2 separate regions of the Mus musculus genome follow, and region 1 is linked to region 2. The links are chromatin loops, found by intact Hi-C in ENCODE. Cell type or tissue: gastrocnemius. All regions are shown on one strand.

What was found. Peaks named below come from ENCODE experiments on the same cell type or tissue, not always from the same donor. Only the 100,000 strongest peaks of a DNase experiment are listed, where the experiment ranks them.
Region 1: it touches region 2 in a loop (3-fold over the local background); 20 of 42 quality-filtered maps call a loop at or near these places.

What each region holds. Positions count from the first base shown.
Region 1 is chr2:135,351,954-135,359,953 of GRCm38, forward strand. It overlaps Plcb1 (phospholipase C, beta 1), which reads left to right. Exons shown (of 32, transcript NM_001145830.1): 24 at 7,701-7,833. Among named protein-coding and RNA genes, the nearest start is that of 4930545L23Rik, 140 kb to the left of the region's middle. In gastrocnemius, a CTCF peak has its summit at 4,516 (motif pointing right); a DNase peak (open chromatin) is centred at 5,531.
Region 2 is chr2:135,954,929-135,962,928 of GRCm38, forward strand. Plcb4 (phospholipase C, beta 4) reads left to right here. Exons shown (of 39, transcript NM_001355153.1): 17 at 1-71; 18 at 3,127-3,217; 19 at 3,714-3,809; 20 at 6,791-6,891. Among named protein-coding and RNA genes, the nearest start is that of Lamp5, 99 kb to the right of the region's middle. In gastrocnemius, a CTCF peak has its summit at 3,025 (motif pointing left); DNase peaks (open chromatin) are centred at 1,060 and 3,018; H3K27ac peaks cover 1,983 bases.

The DNA of each region.
Region 1 (8,000 bases), 600 kb before region 2:
TGCCCAGTTCCTGCCAGTCTTTGCGTTTTCATTCCTCTGTTCTGTGTATGAGTCATTAAGCATCCGGTTACCTCATTTGTACCTTGTGGGTATGTAACCCAACTTCTTTATTGTCTTCTGTATAAAAAGTCTGATGCTCAACTTGACATTACATTCAGATCCAACACAACCTCTCCTGTGTGCATCTGTCTGTCAATTCATCCTACGCTTTGCCCACCCGAGACTTGAGACCCATTTCACGCAGACAAAGGGGCCCAGAGGGTCTGCGACAGGGATCATTTCTCTTTCCACAATGTGGAGTTTCAGGGTTTAAACTGAGGTTTTTAGGTGTTGTGACAAATGCCTTTACCAGCTGCGCCTGATAGAAATCTTCTAATAAGTAATGTATATTATAGATTAAAAACACAGCAGGCAAATTCCCTGAGAGAAAGGGGACCACACCCCAGGGAAGAAGTGGGTTCGTGTCCTCCCCAGCGGCTATTTTGGATGAGGTACTAGGAGCCATTACAGGTTAGGCTCTAATCATCCATATTAGACATTGGCCCAAGACCATATGTCAAGAAGTTAGGATCTGACAGTTGGGGGGGGGTACTTCTTGTTTTTAATTTGTGTGTGTGTGTCTACAGTGATCTAGCAGCATATCAGAGGACCAGGGAGAAAGTACATGTAATAAACACTGCTGCTTTCCATGTACCTGGTAGTTATATTAACGTATTTGTCATTTTGGTTTGTTAGTTGGTTTTTGGTTGGTTGGACAAATATTTTCCCATTGAAATATATCCCAAGCTATCAATTGTTTACGGATGGCCTTGAATTCACAGTGTAGCCTGGATGGCTTATGAACTTGTGATCCCCCTGCCTCGGTCCCTAAGTAGCTAAGATTGCAGGCAGGAGCTGCCAGCCCCTCCCTCTTTCATGTATTTCTTAAGGTATCCATCATTTCTTTTAGCAGATAAGGAGATGTAGGTACTCAAGTGCTAGATTTCTTGCCCAGAGTTACACAACTTGTAAACAAAGGAGTTGGGATGTGATCTCTCAACTCCTCGTGTATACCAGAATGTCTCCAAGTTTTAGGTCGATCAGGATAGGATGGTGACATGCTGAGCCTGATTCAGTGGGTCTGGGTGTGGGCCTGATACTCATACTGACAGAATCTCCTGGCCTGTGGAGCATACTATGCGTAAAACACATCTACACCACACCACCACGTGACAAATCTGCAGCGTTCTGGAGACTTGTTAGCAAGGAGGGGTTCTTCCTATTCTCCCGGACAGCAGCGTGTCTGTGCAGATGAGCACATCTGGATGTTGTGACAGAAGGAACAAGACCTCCACAGGCTCAGGGCAGACAAAACCACAGCATAAAGCAGTGGGGTAAGGCTCCTTCCTCAGAGGAGCTATGGACAATTGATAGCTGCCAAGGGATGGAGAGTCAGTTGTCTCTAAGGGTTTGGCCCTGGTGAAATCTCCAAACTCCTTTAGATGGTGCCACTCCCAAGAGTATATGGGCATCACATATTGGACTTCCTGAATTTTAAAGACATGAAGAAATGAAGTTGGGTGAGGAAAGGGAGATATAATGGGAGCAGTTGAAGGAGGGGAAAAATATGAACAAGACACATTGTGAGAAATTCTCAGAGTCAATAAGATTGTTTCTGTAAAAAAGAAAAAAAAATGACAGTTTCCTTTTCATCCCTCGGCTACTTAGCTTTGACATGCCACTTTCTTTGACTGCCCTAAGGCAATCAGAGTAGCCACCATTTTTAGAGGAGGAAACAATTGCTTGTAATTGTGGAGCGATCTAATTAATTAAAAGTTAGACCTCACAAGAAACCCCGAGAGCCACTGGAACTTCAGCAAATCAACCACTGGTTTGCTCCAGCTGCTTTCACAAATCTCTATGTGTGTGCTGACACTTTTCAGTGGGTTGCAACTCAGGACTGTGTGTTCTAAAGTCCTTCTAAAACACTGGAATCATTGCCCACGCCACACCTGATGGCAGACGAAGTACAAAAGTGTGACTCTCAGTTAAGGAAGGCTTTCCCCCTGCTCTATTGCATTAAAAATCACCCACAGATCATGATATAATGCCAATTCATTAAATCTTGGACAGGGCATAAAATTCTGCATTACAACAACCTTCTTGGTTTGGAGTAGCAGGGCTCTCAGTATTTACCATGTTTCAGAATCATCTGGGTGTGTTCTTCTACCACCCATGCGTGGTTCCCATCTGATGCAGATGGTTTGGAGGAAACCCTGGCATTTAGATTTCTAAGGATCTGAAGTGATATTGGTGATGGTCCAAAATTCGCACACATTTCAGAGTCTTTAATGCCTGTGGCCTTTGTGATTTTTTTCACATAGACACTGACATGTGTATAAAGTAGTCAGCAGGGTCATGTGCACTCTTATTTAATAGCTTTCTAATCCCCCAGTTGTGGTAACGAGTCAACTGTAGAAAGAGAAGCAGTTTCATTCATTCCATTCACGAATTTACTCATTACGGATTCATTCAAATGCTTTTTTTTTTCTGATTTCAGCATAAGGTTGAGCATATACTATAGTTTCAGGACTTTGCCAATGAAGTGTACCTACTACTTATATACCAGCAGGAAACTGTAGGTGAACATATTCGTCCATCCATTCATTTTTTGAATAAATGTTATTTTAATGCTATACCTCAGATACTATGCTGGAATGTGTGTGTGTGTGTGTGTGTGTGTGTGTGTGTGTGTGTGTGTGTGTGCGCGCGCGCGCGTGCACGCGCGCGTTATATGTATTATCAAATCACATGTACATATGCATGAGTATGGATATATATGTACATACACAGCCCCTGAGAAAAATCATACTTTGTCTTCCTCACTTCTGAACCAGAAAGTGATGTCAGTTAATAAAAGTTCACACATTAAACTTGCAGTGGTCACTCCTAGGTCAATATGTGGTGGGAATGATAGCTTTGTCTAAATTGGGGTGCAGCCTTCATGAGAGAAGAGCCCTTTGGATTCCAATCTAGTTACTACTGAAAGAGCTTGCCAGACATTGATTGCAAAAGATATCAAACTAAATTTACGTATCAGGTGTTCATTAAGACATTTGAAAAATGAGGCAGGAGATGAGCTCCATGGTTAAAATCCATGCTGCTCTTGCAGAGGACCCAGGTTCAGTATCTAGCACCCATATGGGGACTTAAATCTATCCATGACTATAATTCCAAATGACCTAACGCTCTCGTCTCCCCTCTAAGGGCATATATGTAGTGCACATAAGCACATATGGGAGATAAGTAAATGAATAACCCCTGTTTTTTTAAGCCAAAAACTAAAGACAGGAGACAAACTTGCTCACGACGTAAAGCCTTTGCCCATCACTTGTGCTGCCAGACTCTTCAAGTACAACTTGAACTTGAAAGAATCTTAAAACTGATACTCTTATCTCAGTCCACAATTAAGTGGCATTCTTCGCTTGATAACATATAAATTCCTCTGTCCACTTATCTATTTTTATTTTTCAATGCATTTCAAAGTGGGCTGCAAATGCCGGTGTGCTTCCCTCCCACGCACTTGGAGAAGACCAACCAAGATGTGTGTTTTTCAGGACTGAGCCTGAATTTCTTAGGGATGGGACAGGTACAATAGCTCGGTTCATTCAGCTAGTGGAAAGTTTAGGTACAACTTAACTATACATCCTGAAAAGCTGCTTCAACCAAAATGCTGCCTCTAACAAGGCCATAAACACTGCCCACATCCATCCTCAGGAGACTGGATGGCACACCCTGAAATTATAAATCTCCTTCATGGTGTTCTGGGAAAGTGGCGAGCCTTTCCCCTACCCACCAGGGTCCAAGGCAACATGCTGTCATCCTAAAACCACATGAAAGGGACAGTGTGTTTTAATGAATTTTACATCTGTTTATTTACTTAGTGTGTGTGTGTGTGTGTGTGTGTGTGTGTGTGTGTGTGTGTGTGTGTGTGTGTTGTGAGGTGTGCATACATGATTGTGCCTCAGAACAGGTATGTAGGTTCCGAGGAAAGCGCTGATATTTGTTCCCTCCTTCCACCATGTGGGGCCCTGGGCTCAAATATAGGTAGCAAGCTTGTTGGCCTTACCTTTACCCACTGAGCTGTCTTACCAGCCCAGGAATCAGGAATAACCAGTATCCTCTAGTGACCTCAGTAACATCTCCTCTACTAACCCCAGTAACATCTCATAGTTGAAAGATATTTTACTTTCATGTTAAACATCCCACAGATTTTTTTTAAAGCTATGTATTCTCAGCCGCTTGTTTTGTTTATTAAAGCCAAAATTTCTGTGTCCAGGTCACAAGTGTTTTTCATTTATTTGTACACCGTACCTTCTACAAAACTTATAAGAACGGAGGTTTACTGATTTACATGTGGTATAATTTCAAAGAGATTGTGTTTACCTTAACTCTTGGAAAGAAAGATTTAATTTTTAAATATGAAATCAATTTTAAAAGCCATTTTTGGCCTTATTTTAAAGAAAAATATACTGTAGTAATTCCATATGCCCACTAGGTGGCAGAGGTTACAAGCAAAAATCTAGTAAGAGCAACTGAAGTTCCACCATATGACCCTTCCTTAATTGAAATTCATGTTAATTGGATCCCAGTGGCCTTCCAATTAAGTTTATAAAAAACATATCTTTGGTGCCTTTATTTATTTCATAATTTCTAGCACTTTGGGGAAGGATTTCTCCTTGTTTTGTTGAAACACATGAAAGTAACTGTCATAGAGAGGCCTGGAGAGAAACATAGTAAAAGTATTGATTCCTTTGAGCTGGACACAGAAAATTTGTGTTTTGCATTAAAGCTCACACATCTATGTGATGGGAAGGACTTGAGTTTCTCAATTATTTCAAAAAGTTAAGTTTAGTATTTCACAACTGAAGGTATTTAACCGTATTATTTATTTTATATTTTATTATTTGCATGTCATTCTAGTGCAACAGGGTGAGTTCTTTGGTAATTCCCTCATCTTTCTGTGTGACACTATCTTAGCCATAGCTTACTGTTGTATTAATGTTCACCTAAGCTGCCACTGTCATAGAACACAGAATGCCTGCTATTAAAACTATTCAGACCTTAAACTATCATAAGTTCTCAAGTCTCCTATCTGACCTCTGGCTTACTTTTAATAGAGTTTAGTGCTGACTTTCAATATCATCTTTGATTACTCAGCCATGGTGCCAAAAGGGCAGCCCACCTGGCTGGGCAGAGATGAAGCCAAGACAAAGCACCATCCAGCCCACAGAATCCCAGCCTCTCCTGTTATCAGTTTCCCCAATGGGGAAACTGGGGCTTTTCTACATATCCCTTGGCAAAACTGTCAGACATCAGTCTTTTGTTGTTTGCCATCATAGATGCTCAGTACTGTATCACATTTATCCCCAGAAAAAAAAATCCTCAGAGGCCCCTGGGAAATTTGACTACTCAAAAATCTTGTTAATCAGTGCCTTCCTTGCCCTCTTCTCCTGACGCATGTCTGGCAGGGTGGAGGAAGCGAGAGCTGCACATTTGTTGGCTCCTGGCCTAGGTCATTTCCAGACACAACATCCCTTTAGCATTCTGGCTTGGGGATTCCAGGCAAACTCTGTTCCTCGAGTCAGGGCACGCAGACAAGGCTGTTCTGGGTCCAGTGCAGCCTGGAGGTGCACTTTAGCCTTTAGGTCATTTGAAAATGTGTAAGTTCCCAGAAATATTTAATTTTTCATCTTATTTCAACACCTCGTGGGTATAGGTGGTAATTGAACCATGCCTGTCCCACTTATAACAGCTTCCTCTGGGTTTGGGTATGGCTTCTCTTCTCCTTGTCACCACTTTATAGGTCCAGTTCGTTAACTCTGATTTTTTTTTTTTTTTTTTTTTGTCTTTCAAGAAAAACCTTCTCTGTGTATGACATGTCCTGCATGGAAAAATCTGGCAATATAGGAAACCAATGCAGAAAACAAACAAACAAACAAAAAACCCACATAGCACCATAGGTACCACCCATAGGCAGCACTTGAGCCAGGAGACTCTCATTTGCGATGTCTGGTTGAACAAAGAATATGTCATCATTCCTCTTGGCATATGACTCTAGGGAGATTATTCCTAATGGAATCTAACTTAATGTGACCATACCAGAGCTTACCAATCATTGTTATCCATCTGTCAAAAGATATAATTTCCCAATAGCAAAATCTAATGCTTCTAGATTCTATGGCTAGGCTCCCGTTTTGATGTCCAGCCCAGTACCAACACTTATCTTCTCCTGCTCCATCCCAGTGAGAGAAGGTACACTGAAGAAACCTGGACAATCAGCAGTGCTATTTGTTGACTTAAGCTTTGGGGAACGAACTGATCCAATGCCACCTCTGAGGCTACAGGAATATCATGAGTTCAAGGTCATCGATAGCTGTACAGTAAGGCTTTGTTTCAAGGATGAAAAGTAGCAAGTTTAGGAGGGAATGAGAACATGAGTCAGTGATGCTGTTTATACTTCTGCCTTCCTTTGGTAAAATTTCCAGTGTGCTCTTTGTAATTACATGCCAAAATGTCACAGGGTTGACGTCCAGGTGACCCATGGAAGAAAATATCCCTGATAATAACTTATAAATGCATTACACAGAAAGATGCTGGGATAAAGTCGTCACCAGAAAAACTTGCTGTGGACATGGAAAGCAAGTCTAAACCAGCTGTCAGGCACTTGGAGTGTGGGGAAGCACTGTTGGAGGACTATACCATTATAGAGGCAATTATTTTATAGGACCGGCATTGATGCTACAGACACTTACTGAATGCTTACCTTCAATAGGGTATAGCTGATGGAGTGGACAGGATAACAGGCTCACAAGTCTTGGCACATTTCATTTTGTCCATTGGTAATGGCATACCATCATAACTGTTTCGTGCATTTACTTATTTAGCTTGAACCAGAAAGTGTTCTAGATACTTACCAAACATTAACTGTTTTGATCCTGGAAGAAACCTCATAAGGTAGGCAATCTTATGATCCCTAACTCATGTATACCCTCAAGGATAAAGATGGAGACACGGCACAGAGAAGTAAGTGACTTGCTAAATGGACTGAATTTGAATCCAAGGACACCTGGTTCCAAAGTCTGCACTCGTACCCATCACTTTGGTTTTTGCTGTGACATGGAAGCTGGTGGCATGAATCAAACTAGCATTTCCTTCTGTGTTATTTATTCAGAAGCCTGTCTCTGCTACTCTGAACCAAGCTGAGATCAGTTTAGCTGTTTCACTCACATGTGTATTCAGCTAGGGGTGTCTATCCCAGGACATCGGGCTTAGCAGTCCTTCCACAGAGCCTCTCCTTGTCTACCACTATAGCAGAAATCTGTAAAGGCTGGACAGACTCTCTATGGTCCTTTGTTTGCATTAAACGTTGCTGTTCTCTCATTTGATGGAAGCATCTAGGGAGATCCAGAGGCAGTGTGGGAAGGCTTTATTCAGGAGCATGAGAAAGTTGGAGTGGAAACAGAGCACATTGTGCAATTAACCTGACACTTCTTGATTTCACACTATGCTGAGTTAATCTTGCTTTCTTGACAGTTTCAAATTTGGTATTTCAGACTCCAGAGGAATTTTGAAAATGCCATAATGTGTAGCCTTACTGTTACAGGAAGAAAATAAAAGCAGTATGAAGCAGAAAGTTAAAAAGATGTTTATGATCTTAGGCTGACCCTGGAGAAACATCTTCCGAGGCTCCAAGCGAAACCAGGACAACGCCAGCAGAGAATGGGGTGAATCACACCGCATCCCTTGCACCCAAGCCGCCTTCCCAGGCTCCACACAGCCAGCCTGCTCCAGGTAAACAGCGGGACAGTGCCATTTGCTAGCTCTCCAACCTTCAGCTTCTGGGCACTTCTGCGGGCCCAGAAGCTATGGCTGAGGGATATAAGCAGACTATAAGTGATATGGGTGGGCAGGTGGCAGGATGGACACATGGTTGACTGTTACCAAGCCTCACAGATACT
Region 2 (8,000 bases):
ACAAGATGTCCAAGTATTGTGAAGATCTATTTGGGGATCTCCTGTTGAAACAAGCACTTGAGTCGCATCCAGTACGTATTTTTAGCAAACCAGAGTTCCAGCATGAATGGATTTGTTTTGAAATGTGTTTTTCAGGGGTCAAGTAGCACTGGAGGCTGAATACTAAGGATTTTCATATTTATTTAGATTCTCTGGTACAAAAAGCTTTTATCGTGCTTCAGAGGGATGTAGAGAGGAACACAAAGTAAACATCTGACTTGGTTTAATCCGGCTGCTCTCAGGACCTCGTGTTTTATGTTTCATAAAGCTTCCAAGCCAAGAGTCCAGGCCCCTCCGTGCGTCCCAGTGTCCATTGCATTCTGAGTCACTTCAGATACCCGTAAAAGCACCTGCACTAGGGCCCCACCTACACCGGTTCGGTTCTGATTGACCCAGGGTCATAAGCAGGTGCATGATTTAAGTCCTCCAGGTGAACAAATGTGTGCCCAGGGTTCAACACTCATGGGAGCCCGTCGCTGTGGGAAAAGCTCCAGACTGATGTCCTAAGACACAGAGGTCAAGTTCCCAACTCCAAAGTAAATACTCAGGCAAAGTCACATGACCGTTTTTGAACTTCATTATATACCTGCCAGGTTGTTCATTAAGCACTTGTTATTAAAGTCCGTGGTCCATAGGAGGGCTTTATGGAGTCTGAATGCATTTGTAAGCGTTCCAGAGAATTCCTTGGATTTCTGTCAGGATCCCTAACATCCAAGAGGATGAGATGCACTGTGGCAAGGTGTTACGAGAAGCAAGGCTTGCTAAAATTAAAGTGCTCTATTAGGCTGTTCAGCCTTCCTGTGACTATGGTAGCATTCGACAAAAGGAGAGGGGCAGGAAAGTCCATGCATGACAAGAGGGTGTTTGCTACGTGAATGACTTGGCTGCTCTAACCGTGGATTTTTCCCAAAGGTGTGTGTGGCAGCAGAAAGCGCATGGAGGCCAGGCTGCATCCTTTGCTCTCTGCTGCCTGCTGAAGCACTGGGGCAGCTGCACTCCCCGCACTCCCTCTTTCCTCCACACTTGGCCTGACTGTTGGCTGCCAGTGCCTATGGCTCTCTGTGGAATATGACCTCTAGTCAGTGGTCAGGCTCCGATCACATGAGAGACAGGCCGGACGGGGTCTGAGAATGAACTCCCCCACAAATCCCCTCACTCGGTGTTCCTAAGGGCTATTTCTGAGCACCTGTTCTCTTCTGACCCTTGGGATCCCCAGCTAGATTCCCTGTTTGCCACCCTGGGGTGCCCCAGTGATAACATCTGAATTACATCCTTCACTGGCCGTCTCCTCCTTTCTCTTGCTTCTCCACCTCTCTGTTGACCTGTGCAGGAACCGGCTTAAACTTGTGATGTGTTAGTTCTTGTCTAGGAAGATGACTCTGAGGGATTCTGTCCAAAGAAGCATCCTTGATTTATTTTATTGCTGTGGTTTCCTTAGCCTTCTGTTCTCTTGGGTAAGAGAGGAGACTTGATATTTGCAAAGGCCATTGTGTTTGTCTTAATTAACTAAATAATTAATGTGCATCCCAAATGCTGCTCATCCCCCAGGTCCCTCCCTCACAGAGTCCCTTCCCTTCTCCTCTGAGAAGGTGGGACCCGCTGGGTACCCCCCAACCCTGGAAGTCTCTGCCAGATTAGACACATCATCTGCCACTGAGGCCAGACCAGGCAGCCATGAAGACTGAATGTTCTTTGGTTGGTGGCTCAGACTCTGAGAGCTCACAGGGGGCCAGGTTTGCTGACTCTGTAGGGTTTGCATCCCCTTCAGGGCCTTCAGTCCTTAACCCCAACTCTCCCATAAGTGTCCCTGACCTTTGTGTAATGCTTGGCTGTTGGTATCTGCATCTCTTTCAGCTGGGTAAAGCCTCCCAGAGGACAATTATGCTAGACTCCTGTCTACAAGGATAACAGAGTGTCATTAATAGTGTCAGGAGCTGGTTCTTGCCCATAGGATGGGTTTTAAGTTGAGCCAGTTATTGGTTGGCCTTTCCTTTGGTTTCTGCTCCATCCTTGCATTTCTTTTAGACAGGACAAATTTTGGGTCAAAAGTTTTCTGGATTAGTTGGTGTCCTTATCCCTCCACTGGGGGGTCCTCCAGGCCTCTTCAGGTTCCATATCCCCACTGTTAGGCATCTCAGCTAAGGTCACCAGCATTGACTACTATCCCAGGTCTCTAGGACTTCCTAGACATCCCATTTCCATTTATTCTCTGGCCTCTCTCCTATCTCTCACTACACCTGATCCTAACCACCCATCCCTCTCTCCCACCCAGTTCCCTCCGTCCCTCTGCCTCCTATGACTATTTTGTTTCCCCTTGTAAGTGTGATTTTTTTTTTTTTGTGAAGGGACGTACACATTCCCAGGGAAGGGACCAGTGCCACCAGGCAGCCTGCAGCAGGCAGCCGTCAGTTAAAAGTCCTAAGAAGTCAATGCATAGACTTGCTTCTGAAACATAGGGTAAAGTAATGAGTTGTGAGATAAATGGTTGTGTGGAAAGATGCATAGGTAAGAGCGTGTGGCTAATAGCTGGGTGGATGGGGAGTGAATAGGTAGACAGAGGCCAGTCCCACTGATCACAGAAAATGACCTAAACAGACTTAACTTCCTGTAAAGTACAAACATGACACCACAGCGAAGTTCAGATTCTAGCCATTCAAAACTCTCCCATGTTTAGAGAACCCATAAAAATCCCACGTCAGTCTGGTGAGAAGAGAGGCTTAGTCTGTGACCTGCTGCAGACGCAGGGGCGATCTGAGGCCATTCAAGTGCTTTATGATGGACCTGAGATGTGAAAAGCCCACCATACAGCAGGACTGCCACCCCCAGCCCCTCTCAGGTCAGACCCTACTCTACTAGGGAGCTTGGATCCATCTGTATACCCCAGAAGACTGGGGGTGCTCCAGCTTTACAGCATTGTTTAAATTAAAGTTGAATTCAGTGAGCTAATGAGCATTGGGCAGAAGCAGAGCTGTGCACACTGCCATCTAGTGGATGCTGGCTGGTATGACTCCCGGCCCCTGGGGCTCTTCCGCTCCGGAATCGAGCATGAAGTCCCTACCTAACTGAGCTCTTTCTATATATCTCTAGCTTGAACCAGGAAGGCCCTTGCCGTCTCCTAATGACCTCAAAAGAAAAATACTCATCAAGAATAAGAGGCTGAAGCCTGAAGTTGAAAAGAGTAAGTCAGTTGCACATGTGGCTTTTGAGCAGTTCGGCTGTCTAGATGAAATCTGATTTAGAACAGATTTGGGAAAGGAATGGTGGAATGCAGATAGTACATTTATCTTCCAGCGTTATTCCACTACATTCCCATTAATCCTTAGTTCTTACAACTGGTCCATTCAGTGGAAACCCTCCATGTGTTTACGTGCAAAAAATACAGAAGGAAAAAGGGTTTGTACTGCTACATACATTGCCACGGTTTTGTTCATAAAAGATAAATTAATTTACGCTCACATTGGAAACATCTCAGTGTTGTAAGGCCGGGGAAGCGGCTCCAGGGTTAAACGCTCACCGTGCATGCGTGAGGATCTGAGTCTGATCAACGAGAATCCACACGCTTAACCTGAACACCCGTGATGCCCCTAAAGACGGAAGGGGAAGACAGAGAGTTTCTCACACTTCCTAAGCGATCTAGCATCTGTTCTCATCTCCGTGTGTGATGATACTTACAGAACAGCTTGAAGCTTTGAAAAGCATGATGGAAGCTGGAGAGTCAGCCGCCCCAGCTAGCATCTTGGAAGACGACAATGAAGAGGAAATAGAAAGTGGTGAGTTGTGGGGCCGGGGAAGAAGGCTGCATGGGTAAAATGCTCGCCGTGCAGGCGTGCAGATTATAATCTGAATACCCAGAATCCACATGCTTAACACGAACACCTGCAATGCCCGTGAAGATGGGAGGAGGAGATAGAAGAATTTCTTTAAGTCCATGAGCCAGCTAGTTTGGCAAAAGCACTAGAAACCACCATGAGAGCCAGCCTCAAAACAAGATGGGAGGTGATGCCTGACAACCAAGGTTGTCCTCTGATCTCCATGTGTGCACTGTGGACATATACTCACTGTCTTTCACATACTCTCATTGGCACACATAAACGTATGCCACAGACATCACACACACACACACACACACACACACACACACACACACACTCACTCACTCCCCGCACACACACTCATACACACACACACACACACACACTCCTGCACAGACACGTACACACACTCACACTCCCCGCACACACACTCATACACACACACATTCCTGAACACATACACACTCCTACACACACACACACACACACACACACACATACACACTTCTGCACACACAAAGAGTTATGAGATGTCATTTTAAGGTACAAGTTTTTAAAAGGGTTATATTGGAAATAAGAAAAACATTAATCTCTCTTAACAAACTCCTTTGACTAGCAATGACTTTATCTTGCTAAATATTTAGGAGTACTTCATCTTTTGAGGGAATGGCATTTTTATAGATACTGTTATTTCCATTTTATCTGAGCACTGGATGTTAGTGGCTTAGCTGTCTCCCTTCCCATTGTGAACTGAGCCCTTCAGAAAAGATTTCCAGTCAGAGACTCGGCCTTTAATCACTTGCTGTATTAGGCAGGAGTTGAAGAGAATTTTTGAAAGGTCCACTCTATAATCCTTTATGTTTTGTAAAGAAAAACATGAATGTCAGTTTTGTTACTGATAGTAATAAGACATGTGATAAGAGAAGCGAGTGAAGTGATTGACTGATGCTCATAAAGTGAACTTGAGAGTCAAAGCCTATATTGCAATTTTGTTAAGCCTGGGTGTAGCTCAGTGATATAGCACAGGTTTAACCTGCATGAGGCCTTCTCAACCAGGGTCCCTGGAAGCCTTACTGAAAATATGAATATTGACCATCACCTATTTAGCCTCTCAATATAGCCAGCCATGATGTGCTGTTTAAAATTGGTGCTGGGGTTGTAACGCGATAGCATATTTGCCTAGTCTGAGCAAAGCCCTCGGTTCGGTTCTCTGCACTGAAAAATAATAATATACTACTTAGTAATAATAGTCACAAGTGGGCCATTTGAAAGTTTGGGGATGTTTTCAGATCGTGATCTCCTGGCCATGTATCCTGAGAATTACCTGGCCAGGTGATTGGAACTTGCATTGCTTTATGGAACCATGGTGCACAGACTGACTTAAGACTAATTACTTGTAGAAATTTTCTTATTACTCACACATATGGACTATGTCTGATTTTAGACTAGGTACATAGGTGAAACCCAAAAGCTATGAGAGTTACCTAATTTTACTCACTGTCTCTTATTGAAGACCCTCACTGTGGGAGAGATTCCATTAAGAAACAAGCCAAGTTTCCATAGGGTTTAACTTCAATCTCAGAGAAAAAACCATAGCGTTTGGCTTCCTTGTGTTTCTCTGTGCCTAGTGGGATCTAAATGACCAAAGATCTCTGGTATTATTCAGTTAGTTCCTATAATGTTTGTGCCTTATTACATAATGCACCATCCACATTTGGAGGCAGAAATCTGTGGTGATTTATAATTACCTCTCAGGATTTTGTGAGCAACTGGGGTTTATTTGGCTAGTTCTTGAGTTTTTTTTTAATACAGTTGCTAGCAGGTGGACATCTGGAGTCGGCATCTTTTTAAGATTTGTAGACAATTTAGACAAGATTGCTCTCTAGTTTAACCATCTGTGGAGCTCAGCTGGGTCATTGTAGCAGAGCATCCCCTGTGGCCTCTGTGTAATTTCAGCATCTCACAACATTTGCTAAGTTATACCATCCAAGAACCCGGGCCCTAGATGCAGGAAGTAGGAGCTGTTACGTTATTTAAGAACTATGAACACTTCATCTCTATTTTGTTCATCGACGCAGTGAGTGGCAGATCAGATATCAGTTCAGCTATCTTTGGATGTATAATATGTAACCATTAGATTTTTCAGATTTAAAAAAAATACAAAATATTTAAGAATAATATATATATATATATATATATATTAAGAAAATAAGCGCTCTCATTCTCCAGTGCCCCTGAAGCTTAAAGATATCCGGTAGTTTGTACACAATCCCTTAGTTATAAGACAGTGTGAGGCATCCGGCATTTAGTAGCAAAGTTAAATATAACTGTGAGTGCTCTATGGACTTGTGTGTGCTCAGGAAATGCTAACATATATTCAGATACTCTGTATAAGTCCTAGTTACTAAGTATCTACCAGGAATATACGGTTTACGCCTAAATAATCAGGTTAGACTACTTATGCAGGTACCCATTATCCAAAATACTTGGCCGGAGAAGTAGTTCTGATCTCAAGATTTTTCTACATTTAATTTTTTTAATTTCATAATCTGTGGCCCACCCTGCTGAGCCCTGGAAAACCAGGCTTCTGGGTGACTGCTCTTACCCCCAAGCTCACATTTTCTGATTCCTAGCTATTTCATAGATTACCAATTGAGTATCCCTAATACAAAAATGTGATATCCAAAATACCGTGAAATCTGAAACTCCTTGTTTGTTACCACAATGATCACACAGCTTAGGATTTTGGAACACTCTGGTTTTTTGACTTTCAAATTCAAGATAATCAACTGTGTATGAAACAGACACTGTAGAGGTGGTGCGTGGTCTCCCGGTCCTGGTTATGTGCGTAGGTCATATGAACCTTCTCTCGAGTTCTCTTAAGGTTATGGGCAGGGTCTTATTTAGCCTCATGAATTTTCTTTCTATCTGTTAAGCAGCTGATCAAGAGGAAGAAGCCCACCCTGAATACAAATTTGGAAATGAACTTTCTGCCGATGACTACAGTCACAAGGAAGCGGTTGCAAACAGCGTCAAGAAGGTCTGAGGCATTGTATTCCCATTCTTAAATGGTTTTTAAGGGGTGGCAGTTATTGTGGGAAATTTGGGGCTGTGACAACAAGAGAACCAGGTATTGTGTTTTTCTCTTAATTATATAGGACAAAATTCTCTGCTGTGGGACCAGAATTTGACACTCTCACAATATTAAGTTTCAGAGGACCTATAAATTACTCATTAATTGTACCCTCTAAGGGTCACTACCCAATTGGGCAGGTACTTTTAAATATCACCGTTTATAGTAGTAGAGCTGACAAGGAGAGACGCAGTATCGCAGGGCCAAAGGTTACCCTGCTGGCATCATTAGGAAACTGCCTTCTGGATGTGTCAGGTGAAGCCTCGGTACAGAGCTGGTCCAGCTGGCAAGAAAAGCATCCGCCTAGCAAAAGGATGAAAAAGTCCAGCCATTCAGCCAAGGAAAGTTGTCATTGGGTTCCTAGAACTTGTCAGGCCCAGCTTAGGATGCACTTTCATTTTGCCTTTTGTTAGCTTCTACGGGTCTCCTACAGTTCAGGAGAACAGATGGGAAACACGGAGTAAAAGAGTCAAGGAAGCCTATAATTCAATTGTGGCTCGAACTATTATGACAATAAAAATGAGTGCTAAAGTGGAGACCAGGAGAGAACAGGGCGACTGGAATAAGGAAGAGAGGGACTCACTATGCAGAGAAACAGAGAATAACATTTCATACCACAGGACCGCAGTAAGAGCAGAGATGGCGTGAGTGGAGCAGATGGGATGATTGAAGGGTGAAGCAAGGTGATATGTGTCAGGTGGAAATGAGGTAATTGAGAAGTTTCTATGAGAAATTAAAAATGAGGGTGTAACATGACCTGTTTCACATAAAACTAAGTGGGGAGAGGGTATCATAGAAGACTGTGGCGGGCCCTTTGTGGCCTCTCACCTAGAGGAAAGTAAAGGCAAAAGTGTGGAAAACAGTGAGAGTGGGCTTTTAACTGGTCAGAAGCAGCCCTGGTGGTTAGAGAGTAAAGAGGGAGGAGATAGAAGAGTCCAAGGCATAGCAAGGGCACAGGCAATGGTACAGTTTCCCGATGATGGACTGAACTTCGTGAAGGTAAGGAGAAACAAGGT